Linked DNA regions of Mus musculus: region 1 is linked to region 2. Evidence: chromatin loops called from intact Hi-C (ENCODE). Cell type or tissue: left cerebral cortex. All regions are shown on one strand. Links, peaks and the distances in the headings refer to the core of each region. The heading gives the core; the rest is flanking DNA. Region 1 has its middle 13 kb from the start of Gm52892. Region 2 overlaps Tes (testis derived transcript).

Evidence for each region. Peaks named below come from ENCODE experiments on the same cell type or tissue, not always from the same donor. Only the 100,000 strongest peaks of a DNase experiment are listed, where the experiment ranks them.
Region 1: a loop joins it to region 2, with 8 times the contacts of the local background. A loop is called at or near these places in 6 of 42 quality-filtered maps.

What each region holds. Positions count from the first base shown.
Region 1 is chr6:17,208,082-17,216,684 of GRCm38, reverse strand. No RefSeq gene overlaps it. Among named protein-coding and RNA genes, the nearest start is that of Gm52892, 13 kb to the right of the region's middle. In left cerebral cortex, for the core only: no CTCF peak of the experiment used is centred there; DNase peaks (open chromatin) are centred at 1,718 and 5,189.
Region 2 is chr6:17,101,548-17,110,150 of GRCm38, reverse strand. It overlaps Tes (testis derived transcript), which reads right to left. Exons shown (of 7, transcript NM_207176.3): 7 at 4,326-5,558. The coding sequence ends at 5,370. All of the region lies in intron 1 of Gm4876 (predicted gene 4876), which reads left to right. Among named protein-coding and RNA genes, the nearest start is that of Gm15473, 40 kb to the right of the region's middle. In left cerebral cortex, for the core only: a CTCF peak has its summit at 4,263 (motif pointing left); a DNase peak (open chromatin) is centred at 4,253.

The DNA of each region.
Region 1 (8,603 bases), core at 278-8,277, 110 kb before region 2:
AGTCTTGCATGGTTCAAATTAGTACCACCCCTCTGAAGTGTTTTAGCCCTAGTTCACCCCATTCTTTCATGGTCAGTTCTCCTTGAAGTGTTTTGTTTGTTGATTTAAAAACCCAAGAAGATAAGATTAACTGCTTTTCTAGTAGAAGGCACTGGAATTGTTCTCTCTTCAGAGAGAACACAAACAATAGAACCTCTTTCAAAAGACAAATGCTAAAACAGACACTTGGAAATACTTTGGTGACATGTTTTCTAAGCCTCTAGTACAAAGAAAAGCCATCTTGTTGTTGTGAATATTAACAGTAATGAGCCTGTCTTGCATATGGTAGATAGTTACTAAATATGAGGCCTATATGGCCAGATCCCTATGCAAGCAAAAGCCTAGGATTTGGCTGTTGACACAGGTTCTTCTTTGTGGAGACTTCTAGAAGGGACCTGAGTTGTGTTGCTGGGATGAATATGTTTTTTAACCCAAGTCACAGCAAGGATAATGTTTCCTTTCCATGACTCCACCCTACTCCACTTTCTAACTGAAATCCCCCTTAGGTCAATTGATCATCCTACTTACAACTAATTAATGCATAAAACACAATGTTCCCTACAACTAATCACTACCAGGCAGAACTTTACTGAGATGCCCTGGGAGGGCTGAGCTTGGAAGCCATCACCTCTGTCTTTCTTGGACCTCTTAAGCTTTGCTCTGCAGGCCTCATCCAATGTGGTCCAGTAAGTGTGGAGAGTAAACTTGCCAGTGTGCCAAGGTAGCAGGTCCATATTAGTTACTTCATTTTCATCTGCCATCTACTCTGTAGGGTTTTTTTATGGGGGAGTTTGAGGGTTTTTTTCCCTGTCTTTGTTTGTGAGACTGGATCTGGTTATGTAGTGCTATCTGGTCTTGAACTCACTACTTAACCCACCTGAACTTCTGAGTGTGGGATTGTTGTATGTGGCAGCATTCTTGGCTCAACCTGTAGCTTTTGATTTAGCCTTGAAAAACATCTATGTCTGCCTTAATGACAGCCTGTATGTAGTGTGAAGTGTGAGCTGTCACCATGTCACCCTCACCTGTGGCTCTCCAGGTGCTTGGGAGGCATCCTCCAACTCCAGGTGACTGGGAAAAAAGCTCTGAATTGGGTGTGAGGATCCTGGTGCCCAAACCCTTCTCTGCTACTCATTGGCTGTGAACCAACCCTAGGGTGTTATTCTGCTTCTGTGGTTTGTATTTCCTCATGTGTCAAACGAGACATGATGCATCTTAAATGCTCTTCTGGGGTCAATGCACTCAGTGCATAAAGTAGCCATTGGAAGGAAGAGCAGTAACTGGAAAACACTGACATAGAGTTTGGGAAACACTTGTGTTAACATTCGCACAAACACCATGAAAGCTGTAGCAAGAAGGTGGCCTGCTGCTGAATGCTGTTGGTTGCTTCCTTGTTCTTGAGTTTTCTCTTAAATAACAAAGTTGTGCCTTTAAACCTTGCCTCATACATTCTATGGCTTTTCAGACAAGGATTTAAGAGCTTGATTTAATTAACAAACCATTTCAAATTGATGAGAACGCAGCCTCGGTATAAATGAGAAGAAATGAATGCTCCAGTTTATTTTGTTCCAGACTAAAGACTGAAGTCGGAGGAATACATCGTAAATAAGCAAGCAGAATGGGACCCATTGCAAAAAGCACATCTGTCCGAGATCACCACACAGAAGTGCATTGTGTGGGCTCAGAGGGACTCAGCAGCAGCTGAAGGGGATGCTCTGCCTTTGAGAGAAAGAGATGAATGAAAAGAGAAGCCAACGTGCTGTGAGAAACGTCAAAAGCTGGGTGGGTAGAGTCAGAACCAGAGAATGTCTCTAGGCTAGCGGGCAAACAGTGATTTTAGCTGGATGTTCAAGACTGCGGCCACCATTTGTAGTTACAGGGGGAAAACAACCAACAAACAATAAAGCAACCACTAGAGCTGAAGTTTGGATAGATGGTGATACCGGGAATGCGGAAGAGAATATAGTAAAAGAGTGAACATGATGATTTAAAGGAAAACTCCGTGTTTTCACTCATTTTTTTTCTCATCTATAACTAGTTATATTAGAGCAAGCAGGGTGACTGAACCACCTAAACACTCAATACCATCTATACAGAACATTTCATGCCCCAAAGCCCAGAGCATGCCCAAATGGCGTGGAACACGGAAGAGATCCCCAGCTTGTTTCTCTGATGAGGATGTGTGCTCTAGAGTCAGGACAGGTACTCTGTGACCATGAGGGAAGTATTAATGAATCAGATAACACAACATCAAAGCACCACAGGTGCCAATGTTATTTTAATACAATAGAAATGATTGCTACTTGCTTAAATCTCCACAAATCTGTTTTACTCTTTTTTTTTTTTTTTTGTAGATGTTAGCCGTAACCCACATCCTAGAGAAGCATACTGTATGCTCTCTAGGTGGGGTCACCCACATTCTACCGTGAAAGGAGCCTTGTTTCCCCTTTGGACTTCTTATTCTGCTTTCCACCAGCAGTAAAACCCAATGCCAGAGCTGGGCAGATGTATATGTGGACTTGCTGATGTCACTTTGCTGTGTTGTCTACTGGGAGGAACAGAGTAAGGCTTCTGTCACATAGAATTTTACCAGAAGTAAGCTGAGATTATGAATTCAATATGTCTTTCATGAATCTCCTTTCATTCTCTTCCACATTGATTGTGTGTGTGTGCTTATGTGAATGTATGTGCATGTATATGTGTGTACATTCATGTGGTCATTTCTATACTTTATTTACCTCCAGTAGACAGATAGACTTGGGAGGTGGCAATCGAGTTTTGTGACACCTCCAGAGGAAGAAAACTCACCTTGAGGTCAGTAACTGGAAAATGACTTCAAGCTTGCTGCAAACAGTAGTGTTTGCGAAATTTATTTCTGGTGCAGAAATAATTTCAGAGCTGCTCAAACTCCCTGAGAGATTCATAAAGAGTGTTGAAAATGTTTTCACAGACTACCTACCACTCTGGGTGAGAAAGTAAGAAGTGTTAAGTTATAGATGTGTTCCTTTTCGCTCATTCTTACCCTGAGTTTTATGAATCATGAAATAACTGGTCATGTCAATAAAATCTGTGGACCTGCATATTTTAATCAGCTCATTACAGTAACTTGTGTCCTCTAAATAGCCCATGACATCTTATTATGTACCTTGTGTATGCATAATATAATTTGATTTAAAATAGAAAATAACTGTAAGAAATTTTAACCAGAAGAATGAGAGAGAGAGATGTGTACATGACGAATACGTCAAACTCCCTCACTGTCATAACCATTTATTCTCTGTAGCACATAATATTGTATTGTGTACCTTAAATGTACACAATACCATTCACTCACACCCGTGTATTTTTTGGCACCTAGAACTGAATACAAGACCCCGTGCACGCTCACGAGGCTCTCTACTACTGAGATATATTGTAAGCAACAATTTATCTTCTGAAAGCAGCACACTACACAAAAAAGCCTTCCAATTATAAAACAGAGAAAGAAAAGGAGAAAAGCAAAGTATATACATGTGAAAGCTTACAAGTGGCTGTACATCGAGAGAATGAATGGAAAACGTATCCAGCAGAGTCCCCATATCTAAGAGACACCCTGAAAATAGTAATGGAAGACAGAAATGACAAGCTTCAGGGACATCCATCTCTTGTAGTGTCACCACAAACTCATCACGGAGGTTAGAAAACTTTTGTCCCAGTCTTCTGAGTTTTGCTCAATAAAATTATGACAGAGGCTTCTCCAGGGCATAGACCAGAAATTTAACTATCAAGAACTAATGATGACGGATCTTAATATTGCTATGAATGACTCTGAGACAAAATACTCTAGAATTACATTAATACAAAGCAGGCGGCTTATTTTGCTTATCTCTCAAAGCTACTTAAGCAGGAGCTTCCCTAGTCACAAGAGTAATAACACCTTACTAATTATTAATTTGCAATTACCTAACACATGCATTCCAGAGTGCTGAAATAATCACCAAGGAAATTGAAGCCTCTGTGAAGATTGTTGTAATTATTTATAAATCATTTGCTAATCATCTATACCCTTTAATGTCAAAATTAAATGGAGTCCCACGCCCGCCAGGGGTTGAGGCTGGGCGCTCCTCACTCACTCACTGTTATATGCAGTGATTATTGGCTCGTCCTGGCTACAGTTGACTGGGAGGTAGAAGGGGAGAATCTAAAGAAAGCCAGCCCAGCCTGAAGTGCTCAGCAGTGGACAAAGAAGGGATGCGTGGGTCTTGGTTAACTTTCTAAGCAGTGCTCCTGACTCAGACCCAACTGCTGGTTTTCCATTGATTCCCTAGTGCCTGACAAAGGCCTGGCCATCAGGAAACTCCTGTGTTTATTCTTCAGTTTTCCTTTTCATACTTTCCAGTCATCATCTGCATTAGTATCTCCCAACAGGCCTCCTTAACTGACCCCCTTGTTTTATTTTTTGTTCTATTAAACTGGAATGAGTAACTCTTTCCCATCAGAACAGCTTTAAAGGCACTGAAAACTCGCAAAAATGATCATTTTAGTGGAATGTATACTCCTCATATGTTCCCATTAGATGAGGTCCTGCCAATCATACATTTTCTTAATCTTTTTTTTTATTAATTTCCCTACATTTTAATGCTCATGAAACATTGGTATAAATGTGTCTATCATCAAATGTTATATGAACATATTAGTATCATTAGAATTACTTCTGGTTCAAATGTATAGAAATTGTTCCCCAGTGATAATAGTCTAGCTTCTTGTGTGATAGTTCATCTCTCCTTTTAAATATGAGCTTCGATTTCAGCTCAACAATGTTTGTTCTTAAGAATTTGCTTCAGTGGAATGTGGCTTGAACCAAGTACTTTGTCCTTATGGTCTTTAAAACAAATAACCACCCCCCCCCCCCCCCCGCCGAAACACAGACTTATTCACTGAGCCTTTCTACTCAGATCCAAAGCAGCGGCGTGGCCACACCCTGCCCCTTAACATTTTTGACACGTCTCATATGACTGCAGGCACATAGTTTCTGGGACTTCCCTCCAATCTGTGTAAGGATAATCCTGAGGCAGTTCTTTGAGGAGTAATTGTTATTCTTCCTTCACAGATGGCTGCAAGAATCTTGGATGCCAGAAAAAAAAAATGTTGGAGGAAGAATTAGACTGTTGGTTCTAATGAAATCTATCTGAGGAAACCCGAGGCATCTCAAGTATCCAGAAGGGATCGCTCTGAGTCACCAGTGTCTCAGCAGAACTGTGACTCACTGCAGCTTAAGGAAGGAATGACCATAACCTGGACATATTTGAACAATTTTCAAAACTATATGTGTGTGTGTGTGTGTGTGTGTGTGTGTGTGTGTGTGTGTGTGTGTGTGTGTGTTCAACCTTATTCTAGTTGTAATTGCTATGGGAATTTACTTTAGTATTTTAGGTTGATAGCTATAAGATTCTGGGAGAGATCAATTATGATAAAACAGACTTATTTGCTTTAAGGAATTAATTGGTTTTCTTGGTTAGAATTTGTTGTCTTTTGTCCTTACTTATCCATAGGAGGAATAAGCTTTCCTACTGTGGGAAAGACTGAGTTTCTATCCAAGATGGGCCTTTTAAGTCTTTGGTAATAGCTAACTAATGGCAAGGAAGATCCCTTGAAGATGCTGCTCATGACCTCTTGACTCTAGGCATCTTCCACAATCTCTTGTGAGATACTAATTCATTTGGATTATAACCATAAAAACAGGCATATGTTTTTAAATCATACAATACTTAAATTATATAATGCCATACCTCATAGGAGAAATAAAGTAATTTAATCTTAAAGGACTATTTGGTATTAATGTACTACATTTCTTCAACTGGAATATCATGTTCCCTACAGTCCCAGATATTAAAGGCTTGGTCCTTGATATGGCATCATTGATACATAGAAGACCTTGCAAAAAGTGGAACTAGTGGAAAGTGTATGATTCACTGGGGGAGTACCTTTAACAGGAATAGTGGGCTATTTCTCCTTCTGTTACAGGTTGTGAACCAAAGGAGTTTTGCTCTGCTTCATGCAAACACTGCACTGTACTTCCTCACTGTTGACCCAAGAGCATTGAGGCCAACAAATCATGAACCAAGACCTCCAAACCTGAGCCAGAACAATCCAACCTCTTCTCCTTACACATTCCTTATCTCAAATATTTGTTGTAACAATCGAAAGACAACTGCTACATAGGAGTTCTGGAAGAGTTAACCATCACTAGTGTATTCGTTAGACACACATGTACACACATGCATCTTCACACATACACGTATTCATGCACACACAAACATGCATCTGCAGAATACACATACACATGCATACACACACAGATGCATGCACACTCACATGCATCCGTGCACACACACACACAGGTACACACACATGCACATGCATGCACACAGACAGAGACACATATGTACATTACTAGCCACAGGAAAATGCTTCCTTGGGGTTTTAATCATTTAATGGCCTTGAAAGTCTGTTTGAAATAGTTCTTGGCTATTTATTGCGGGTGTCTCCAAACAACTACTGTGTCCCCCATGGTCGTTAATATTCTTCCCCAAAGCTGCATCTGTCAGAAATGGTGAAATGTGATCCAGCATAAATAGGATGAGGTATTTCCATTGGTTCTTGTGGTCTACCACAGCTCGCTTAAGCTCCCAAGGGGAGACAGAGGTCCTGTTCATCACACATGGAAACTTTCTAGACTGTAAGTGTCAAACCAGGAGCAGAGATGCCTGCGGGTTTCAAAGGAAAACTAAATAAACAGCTGATTCTTTTATCTTCTTTTCTTTTCTAGCACACATTCATTCTACCATATCCTCATTTAAATTTCACTCTCTCACCTTTGTTTGAACTAAAGCTTGTGCTCACTTTGAGCCAATAAAAACTACAAGAAGGAAACATCTGCACGGCTGTGTAACCAATCCTACAATTATCAGCAACGTGACAATCTTATTAAAGATCACACAGGACATTTGCAGAATTTGTTTTCAAGACACAATGAGTAATGCACTACCACTAGTTTACATATATATATGAACATAATAAAGTTGAACCTAATTTATATTTATGTTAACTTATATTTTACATTTTAAATATATATTATTCCATGACATTTGATCTAGGAAACAAATAAAAAATATAGACATGCCATCTAGATTTAATTTAAAACAATTGATAACTAATAGAATTGACCCAGGGTCCCAGCAAATGCCTTACACAAATTATTGCATTAGAAAATACTGTTGAGTCCTAAGTGTGAGCTGCTCAGGAAACTCCTATTACCTTCCTTGTGAATAGGAATTTTCAATGATATACAAGGTTTCTGGAAAAGTAATTCCAGAAACAAAGTTTTCATGTTTTGAAGAGAAATTCTATTTCTAAGAATACAATTTAAGTAAAGAATTAGATCTTTGCACAATGATTCAGCTACAAAAAGTTCTTAGGAATTGTGATTAAATAAATTGCCCCAATGGATGTTCTTAGTCAGTGTACAGAGACTGAAACACCTTTCACTTGGTGACTTGTAGGCATTCTCTCGTGGTCTTCTGGGGGCTGGAGAGATGTCTCAGCAGTTAAGAGCACTAGCTACTCTTTCAGAGGACTGAGGTTCAGTTCTCAGTACTGAGGTGATGGAAAAGGACTGTCTGTAATGCCAGTCCAGGGGTTCTGATATCCTCTTCTGGCTTTCTTGGGTACTGGGCACACGTGTTATACAGACCTATGAGCATAAAAATACCCATAAATATAAAATAAAAACAAATCATTAAAAAAAAAAGTTCTGACCAATGTGAAAGAAGTCAGGCAGAGGCGTGGGTTTTTGTTGAGCCTCTAAGTACAGAGATTATATCTGCTCGTGTTTCCTTAGTCAGACAACCATAGGCCCCATAACAGCTGGGAAATGCACTTCATCTTTGTTCTTAGGCAACAGAAGAGACAGAGTTTGGTGAGCACCTCACAGTCTGTCTATCAAACTATGATCATTAATATATTTCAAACTAACTTTCAATAAATCTGCCCAGCAGAAGACTGGGGAGTTATGAAGCCAAACAAGCAAACAAACAAAAGGATAGTTGAATAAATAAAAAGATGTTCTGGGCACACTGAGGGAAAGCTGTCATTGAAAGCCATGGTCTGGGCCCACATTTCTAGTTGCTAAATGACCATGACTTATGAAAACATAAAATGCTGTCATCTCTCAGCTGTCACACTTCCTGGTTTCCCAAACTTCCCTTGGTATTTTCCCTCTTGTTTGCTTAATAAGGGAAGCATGACATGAAGAAAAAGTTATGCTATGGAATAGGATAGGTTCCATTTATCAGCCAGATTAATTTTCTTTTATTTTAAAAAAATGTGGGATTGCCCTACTTTTTATTTTACTAAATAGATCAGTTGAAATAACTTATGAAACAGACTCTGAAGCATATGTGATGTAGAGAATGGGCTCTAACAAGCACAAATGGTACAGGGACACCAATTGTTTTTTTAATGGCATCGCATAGCACGATAGATTATTCCAATGGGCATTACTTTGCTGGAAGCAGACTCAGCTG
Region 2 (8,603 bases), core at 356-8,355:
CTCCCCATGTGTCTGTTTTGACTCCTAAGCCCAGATTTCTTTTGAATTCTACCATGGTATCCCAGTCCTCAGTCAGATGTTATTTATGGAGAATTGACTCCAACGTGTCTACATGCAATAGCGGTTGACTAGCAATGGTAACTGGGTAGAAGGTGCTTTTGTTACTGGGTGAAGGGCAAGACATCCTGTGGAAATGCACATCGAAGAAAGATCAATAACAGCCTTTATAAATGTCATTTAAAATGCCATTCAAAACAACCATAAAGGTTAATGGCATTTTGTTTTGATTGTTTCAAAATATATTATCAGATTAAATAGAAGCTACGATGACTTGCTTCCCATGAAAGGACAGAATAATTAGCCACAGTTATTTAAGCACCGGTAAATATATGAAAAACCAAAACAACACACCCTATTAATCAAACCACAATGCCTGTCAGGTTGTGTGCTAAAACTTCTATCTACACAACACAAGGAAGCAGGCCTTTTCACACAGGTAAGCACTCAGTAAAGTCAAGAGTTAACATTGAACAGTTACCAGGGGTCAGGAAAGGCATTTTTTATGCAGTCAGGGACAGTCTTAAGTGTTCTAAAGAGTTACAGACAAACTCAGAAGACAAGTTCAGATATGCCAGGTCATTTTAAGATGAGAACTTAAAACTGTTCTTGGGTGGTGGTGTCTCTTTGGTTACCATAGCAAAGTTGGAAGAGCTTAAACACTACGTGTTACAAATTGCTTAAGAATGACTCAACCCTGACTCTCTTGCCTATGGTGAAACTCGTCTGAAACACTTGAGTCAATTTGGAAATCTATGCTTAAAGACCAGACACTGCAGTATGGTCAGGACTTATTAAAAAGAGACAATCTGTAATATCTTGTTTAAAATAAGCAGAAAGCCCCCGCGCTTCACCTGGGCAGCACAGTAGACCTAGCCTGGTGGCTTGGGTACAGGAAAGCTGATGGGTTCAGCAACTCCAACCCAGGCCCAGATCCAGGGCTTTGAATATGCTCACCCCAACATCTGCCCCATCTGTGAAATGCTGGAGTGTGTGAAGGGGCCAGTCCTGCAGATCCAAAGCTGCAGAGTTTCCACGACACAGACCGACAACAGGATATCTGAGAGAAACCCCAGTGAGATTCCAGTATTGATAGTATAGCAGAAGCCAGAGGCCTCAAACCAGACTCATTGCAATGAACATTTGGAAGTAAAGAGGTTTGGCCAAAGGAATACCCGTGTGACACATTGTGACACACTGCAGCTTCCACAGTGAGATTTTTGTTGTTGTTTGTTTTGTTTTGTTTTGATTTTGAGGTTTTAATTTTTTTATTTTTATTTCTATTTTTTGAGGGGAGGTTGCAAGGATGGAGAAGATACCCCAGGACTTGAGATATAGATGCTGTAAAGGGGTGACGAGATGAGTGGGATTGGGGGTGCATGGTGTATAATTCATATACAATAAGAAGTTAAAAACAAAAAAAATTGTTAAAAATGTCCCAAATGTGAAGGCCAACAGGACACCTGAGCGACTGGGATTCCATCAGTGGAAATTACATATATATATATATATATATATATATATATATATATATATATATATACATATTTATATATATATGCAAAACATCACTTTCTCAAATCCTATTTGTATCCAAGATTGTTCTATTTAGAGATGAACAGTGTACGTGCAGCCTCCCTGAAGTAGTTCACAATCAATGAGCATCCAGGGAGGGTATGAAGCATCTCTCATGGACCACTGTGTAGAAGCTGATGCTGAGTCTGCATCTTCCTTTGAATTTCCTGGACCCCAAGACATTTCCCCCTTCTCCTTCCTCACTGAACCCACTGCTCTTGAGTTCCCACTGCTGTTTGGAGGACAGGAAAAGCAGAGATCACTGTCATGTCTTTTAATATCCAAGATGATGGCTTTTGTGGAGAAAGAGGACACCTCTGGTATTGCCTAAGTACCAGCAATTGTTCTACACTCTCTCTTAGTGAGCCTTTTGCTACTGTGAACTGTAATGATGTGGTTGTCAAATTCATGCCGTACCAGGCATAAAAAAACAAACAAACAAAAAAAAAAACAAAACAAAACCAAAAACCCTGTAAGATCTGCTTCTGAGAACTGACCTAGAATGATTTTTTAATGAGAAAAAGAATATTAATCTATCAATACCAGGTAATTAGAATTTAAAAAAAATGTTCTACATGGTTCACATTTAGTAAAAGAAACACACAAATCTAGATTTAAAACTTCCATTTTCAACTTCCAGGGAATTGCTTAGTGTTGGATTTTGTAGTAAGGGAGCTCAGTCAGGGTTCTATCCCCCCCTCCCCCCAGCCTGGGAAGATCGCTCTGTTGCTTCACTGGTCAGTTGCCTCTTCTAGCATTTGCTTATTGCTTCCACAGTAGTTAGTAGTCCTCAGCCTTCCTAAGCCTGTGACCTTTTAGTACAGTTCCTCAGGTTGTGCTTAAGCCCCAGCCATAGGAGTATTTTCATTGCTCCTACAAATGGTAAAGTAATTACCTGTTTTCAGATGGCCTTGAGACCCCAGTGAAAGGGCCGCAACACACAGGTTGAGAACCAGTGTTGTAGACTCTTGAAAAGAGATGTGTGTATGAGGCATTTTCTTTTATTGCTAATGGATGAAGGCGGGCCCAGCCCACTGTGGGCGGTATCATTCCTAGGCAAATGTGCCTGAGTTGTGTAAGAAAGGCAAAAGGAACAAGATGGTAGAAACATTTCTCCAAAGTCTGTTTCAGTTTCTGGCTCTAGGATCCTTTCTGAGTTTCCCTCAATAAGGGATTCTAATCTGTAAGCCAAATGCCCTCTGAAACTGTTTATGGTAATGGTGTTTATCATAGCAACAGAAGCAAACATGGGCATCAACTAACAACAAACATGTCCAGGTATCTTGAGCACCTCTTAGACAAGGAGGCCACAATCTTATACTGCAAGGGCAAACTAACTACTGAGGGGAGATCCAGGCCTGGTGGATCTACACCATCCCCACATTTCATTTGTTCCATGATAGATACATGTAATTATTCTTAGTGAATGACACTTAGTGTCACCCTCATTCTGTCTCAGTCAGAGGCATTGGGACAGCCAGCCGGAGGACTTGGGAAGAGTCTATTCTGCTTTAGCCTCACTTTGCCAATGGGGGGGGGGGGCATTAAACATTATAGTCAAAATGGACTGGAAAATATCTCTACTATTTAAGGCAAACCAAGGCAAAGATAAGAGTAAAGTGGTGTATTTCACCAGGGCATTGTATGCTGAATTGGATGACAACTTTCACACCGTTCTGTGTGTTCAAACTCCAAACGGTGCTTTTCACCATCGGAGGAGCCAGAATGCAGATGGGATTCAGTGTGCTTGTTGAGTAAGTACTTAGGGATCTATTCCATGAGTGTGCCTCTATGTATGAGTGTGTCTCTATGTATGTGTGTATGTGTGTGTGTGTGTGTGTGCTTCTCACACACAGAGCAGCAGTACTCAACAGTAACTGAAAACAAACAAACAAAACACCAAACCAAACACCCTGATCATGGGTCAGAAAAACTAAGATTACTAAGACACAAACATTCAGAGTGGGGGCAAGGACAATGCGCAGGATGTGTGCTCAGCACGCACAAAACTCTGAATTTGACCAAGAAACAACATAAAACAGGTCCAGGGTATACTGGTGAAACCCCAGCACTTGGAGAAAGAGACAACGACGATCAGAAGTGCAAGGTCATCTTTGTCTATGTAGCGATTCTGAGGCCATCCTAAGATACATGGGACCCTATCTCAAAACAAAACAACCAACCCAGATTCAAACTGAAGAAAAAACCCACGCATACAAAGTCTGCTAATAATCTAGAATCCAGACCCAAAAATACTTAGGAAATTTTATAAGATCCTATTTATAGCTAGGCATAATGGGGCACACCACTTGAAAGCTTAACATTTGGAAGGCTGACACAGAACTGAGAGTTTGAGGTAGACTAGTCTGGGCTACCTAGTGAGACACCGTCTCAAAAAAAAAAAAAATCCTCCCAAAACAACTAAAAATGCAACACTTGACTCCTTTTAAAGTTTAACTAAAAAAATAACAGACTCCTGCATGACTTAAGAATTACCAAAAAGTCCTGGTTTCAGTCTTTATGAAACCCACTCTTTATCTGCAAAGACAAATCCAATCTGTCTGCCCTAGCTGCAGCTGCCTTTACTTTTGTCAGGAATATTTTTACTCTTGGAGACAGTGCCCCCTGCTGTACATGACACTCAACTGCAGAAGGATTTTCCCACTCACAAAAAGGACATAGAAAGACAATTATTAAAGTGAAAGAGACTTTATTTTCAATAACATAAGTCATTCCATTTAATATTTATAGTGCATAGTTATGTATGAATGCATACAAGGGAAAACATTAAAAACACCCAAGGATGGGAGTGCACAGGCAAAGAAAATAGCCTTTGTGTCTACAGCAAGCTCAGAGGTAGCACAAGAGAGGATCCATCTGGTAACACCATAAATCATGCAAAATTGAGTCAAGGCATGGCAGAGAGGTGATATTAGCACAAGTTACAATTCCCTGGGTACCAAAACCTATACATATTCTTTGGGTTTCAAAAAAAAATAACTAAATGAATGGCCTACTTTTATGTTCTGGGCAAAAAATAATAATCTCTAAGAGCAAAGTGCACATATTGTTCCAGCCACACACATAGAAAATATGCAAGGCCACAGATGGCGGTCACTAGATGCAAAAGCGAACATGGGGAGGTGAGGTAAACAGAGAGAGAGATGCAGTGAGAGAGGCCCCTCTGCCTCACCAGGGGATGCAAAGGCTTAGGCAAAGGAACGCCCATCGTGGACCACGCTGTCTGCCAGAAGGATTCACCGAGCTGATGTCACCTTGTCATCCATCGATGAGGCAGGCTATGTGCACAGCGTCATGTCAGGCAACATGCAACTTCCTTTACATTTCCCATGTGAAATAAGCATAGAAGTTAAAATGGTCATCTCTCCCAGGACACTAATTTTAAGTGATTTCATATCTATCACTTAATATAAATTTGGCACTAGGAGTATGCAGTTATAAGGACTGATTAAATTCAAGCTTCCAATTCAAAGATTTAATTAATGTATAGAAATAAAAGCTACAATTCTTTACTGTTTTTTTTTAAATCATGAAAAGTCATTTAAAATTAAGACAGACAAAATTCATAAGGTTAAAAAGAAAAAAATATTAGACAAAATATTCTGGTTTATTATGTAGGGTTTTTTTCCTTTTATTTTTTTTTTCAAACTGCAGTTTATCATGAAATGCAGGCCACTGTGGACAGCTATGGCTCCATACGGCTTGGTACACTCCTCTTAGGACATCATCCTCTTACACTCCACGGAACAGAAAACCATCCCTTCTACGGGCATGAACTTCTGCCCGATAAGACACTTGCTGCAGCAAGAGCACAGGAAACACTCTGTGGATGCGTGCCAGCTGAAGTTGTTGTACGTTACTCGCTGCACTTCCGGGTCGATGGCATTGTGGCATCCTTGACACACCTGCTCAGGAATAAAGCAGAGAGAAGAGGGTTAGAGACGGGCCATACCAGCTGCACCTGCACCTGAGGGCAGGCTGAACCTGAGTCTGTAGATGGTTAAGTTTTAAGAGGCTATAAAAGATGTACAGGTGACAGTGACATCTTTGTGAAGCATTGTAGCCATCAGGGACCTACGTGTGTTGAGAAATAGCCGGTAGCAGGAAGTCCATCTACAGGTGGACTACCTTAGATGTCCCTGAGGTGTTGTAAATTGTAAGTTCTGATGGCAAATTCCAAAACACTGCATTTTTTCCCAGTCAAATTGTAGTAGATTTCACCAAAATAACTAGCAGGAAAGTCTGTAAGATTATTTTCCCTCACTCATTAACGCTTTGGAGTGGTAACATCCTATCTACGACATGGACGCATCACGCTTACGACACTGATGCACATGGTTATTGACGCCCACTAAACTAAAATCCTGCTCAAAATAATTAAGGATTCGATGAAAACTACAAACAGTACTTAAGAAAGAATGACACGTTCACGTCATAGATACGACTTGCAATTAATTAGCTTCTGCTCTGCCATAAGTTTAGTCATTGCTTATCTCTGATCTCTGCCATGAACTTTCCCTCCCTGCAGCACTCTTTGTCTTGTTTTGTCTTGGAAAAGATATTAGTCTGGACCTTAGTTCCTCATACTCTTCCCTGCAACTCCCACGTGCTGTGATGCTGGGTGATTTGGGTAGCGCTGGGGATCAAATCCAGGGCATCATGGATGCTAGGCGAGTACTGTGCTAACGGAGGTATATTCCTAGTCAGTATCCTGTGTATGTTATACTCCAATATACAAGTGAGGTAAACATGCGCATAATACTCTCCATAACTGAGCATACACATAAAGAGAACAAGAAACAAGCCTTTGTGTTATAGCAGAAAACTACCTCGTGGAACGCTCCAAAGCACCAGAGTCATTTGCTTATATGTGATCCGAATAAAAATGTGAAACATCTAAACTCTTTGTTTTCCAAGAACTGAGGGCATACCATACGGCACTGATCTTGTCTCTTGGTTGGAAGTTACTGCAATGAGGACGGCCACTGTTGGGCATTGAGATGATCCATAGTACACAGCCCCTCCAGACCCGAAGTATACTTTTTGTATACTTTACAGCTGCATAGCTTCTTACTACAGAGACTCTATCTACAGGTCAAACAACTACCTCCTGGCTGGGAAATGGACATACTTTCTTTGCATGCTGCAGATAGGAGTCCTGAATGCAGATGATATCCAATGTTAAAGCAGAAAGTTCCCCCTGAATCTACAGCTGCACCAGGCAAAACAGTTGCTCTTCGTGGAATTTCTGTAGTGTAACAGCTCATGTAGAATGTTCTGGTTTTCTGTGCTTCATATTAGCCTTTTAGCACTCTAAAACTGTGTGACAGAGGAGCCATTTCACATGGAATATTCTATTTCCTTATGATTTACTTCCTTTTTTTCTTTCTGTTTGGTCACATTAATTGTGGATCCTTTCATTATTAGATAAGACATAGCTTTTTCATTTTCAGTATACAAAGGAAGACAAAACTATTCAATTATATGTGAAGTTAAGGGGATTCTTTAGGTCAAAGAGCATCAAATGAATATACAAACGGCATGCTGAATTTAGGCTTATGCTTCCATACAGCTTAGCTTCACAAATGCAGTCGATCACCACGCACCTTAGAATCTTAGATACGATTCCAGGTAGGTAATACTAGCAGATCCTTGCTTCCCCCAAAAGCTCAAAGCTCTATGTGCATGAAGACCCTGCATGGGGACTATACCCATTCACCAGTGTGCCTGGCGTGCATTTCCTGTGATGCAATTCTCACGCAGTTCAAAGAGCTATGTCCTTCCATCCCACCTAATGATGTGTCACCATGGGTTCTCTGGCTGGGGAACCCTGGAAGCCCTGCAGATGTGAATCCTGGGTGGCCAGTGAAGTGTGGTGAGCACACGGAAACAAACCAGCTATCTTCCCATCTCACCCCTCCTTCTGGGTAATTTTTACCTCAGAAATGCCCTGTTTAGACTGAGGACATTTCTTCAGGTCTAAAAATGTTTTCTCTTCCACTTCTTTTTTAAATATCAAAGTCTGTGCACAGATAAATACAGTGAGCTAAATAAGCTCCAAAGATGTGCAGCTCGCTGTTCCTGCCCGGGTGAGAGAAAGACAGCTCGCTTTAATATCAGGCAAAGCCAATGGTTTCCTTTACTGATCACATGATTGAAATGATTACATATTCTTTTTCAAAACTGTTTATTCTAAAAATAGAGTTACTTCTGTCCACTGATTTGACACCACAATACGGCGAGGAGGTTACAAACACTGAATAAAACAGTTTCATTTGTTTATACCTTGACTAAGGAAATATTTATGGGTACCTGGGATTCTGTTTTATGTTGGGAGGAGAGGAAAAAAATATCTTGGTCCTCATGGATTTATATTTCCTTCTTAAAATGAAGATCATAAATGCTACAAAAACTGAGCACTAAGATAGCCTTCTTCTGTAGGTAAGTTACCAGCATTTAGGGTTATATACTATTCCTACATATAGCTATTTACTATCATGTTCCTCAGAGGAGGGAAGTCTAAAATGAACCACAAACAAATGAGAAATAAGAGCAAAACAAGTGAGTTGTTCCCGAATTTCCCAAGTGTAGATCCTGAAGATAGAGGGAAAGGCTGCTGCCACACACATACACACAAGCACACACACAAGCACACACACAAGCACACACACACACACACACACACACAACAAGGAGAGGCCAGCCAGAGAGAACAGGATGAGGTTAAGGGAGTCAGCAAAGCTTTTGTGAAAAGCGAGTCTGGAGCGACAGCACATGGGTCCTTCTATAAAACAAGGCACAGGTGACAGTGAGCAAAAGGTAATCAAGGCAGGAGCTAAACCCAGAAGGTAACATGCCTCGGAGATGTGCCATCTGAGTTAGGGAGCTGCAGCGGGTGACAGGTAAGTCAGCGAAGGCTTAGGATCATGACCACATTTTGGTCCTCCTCT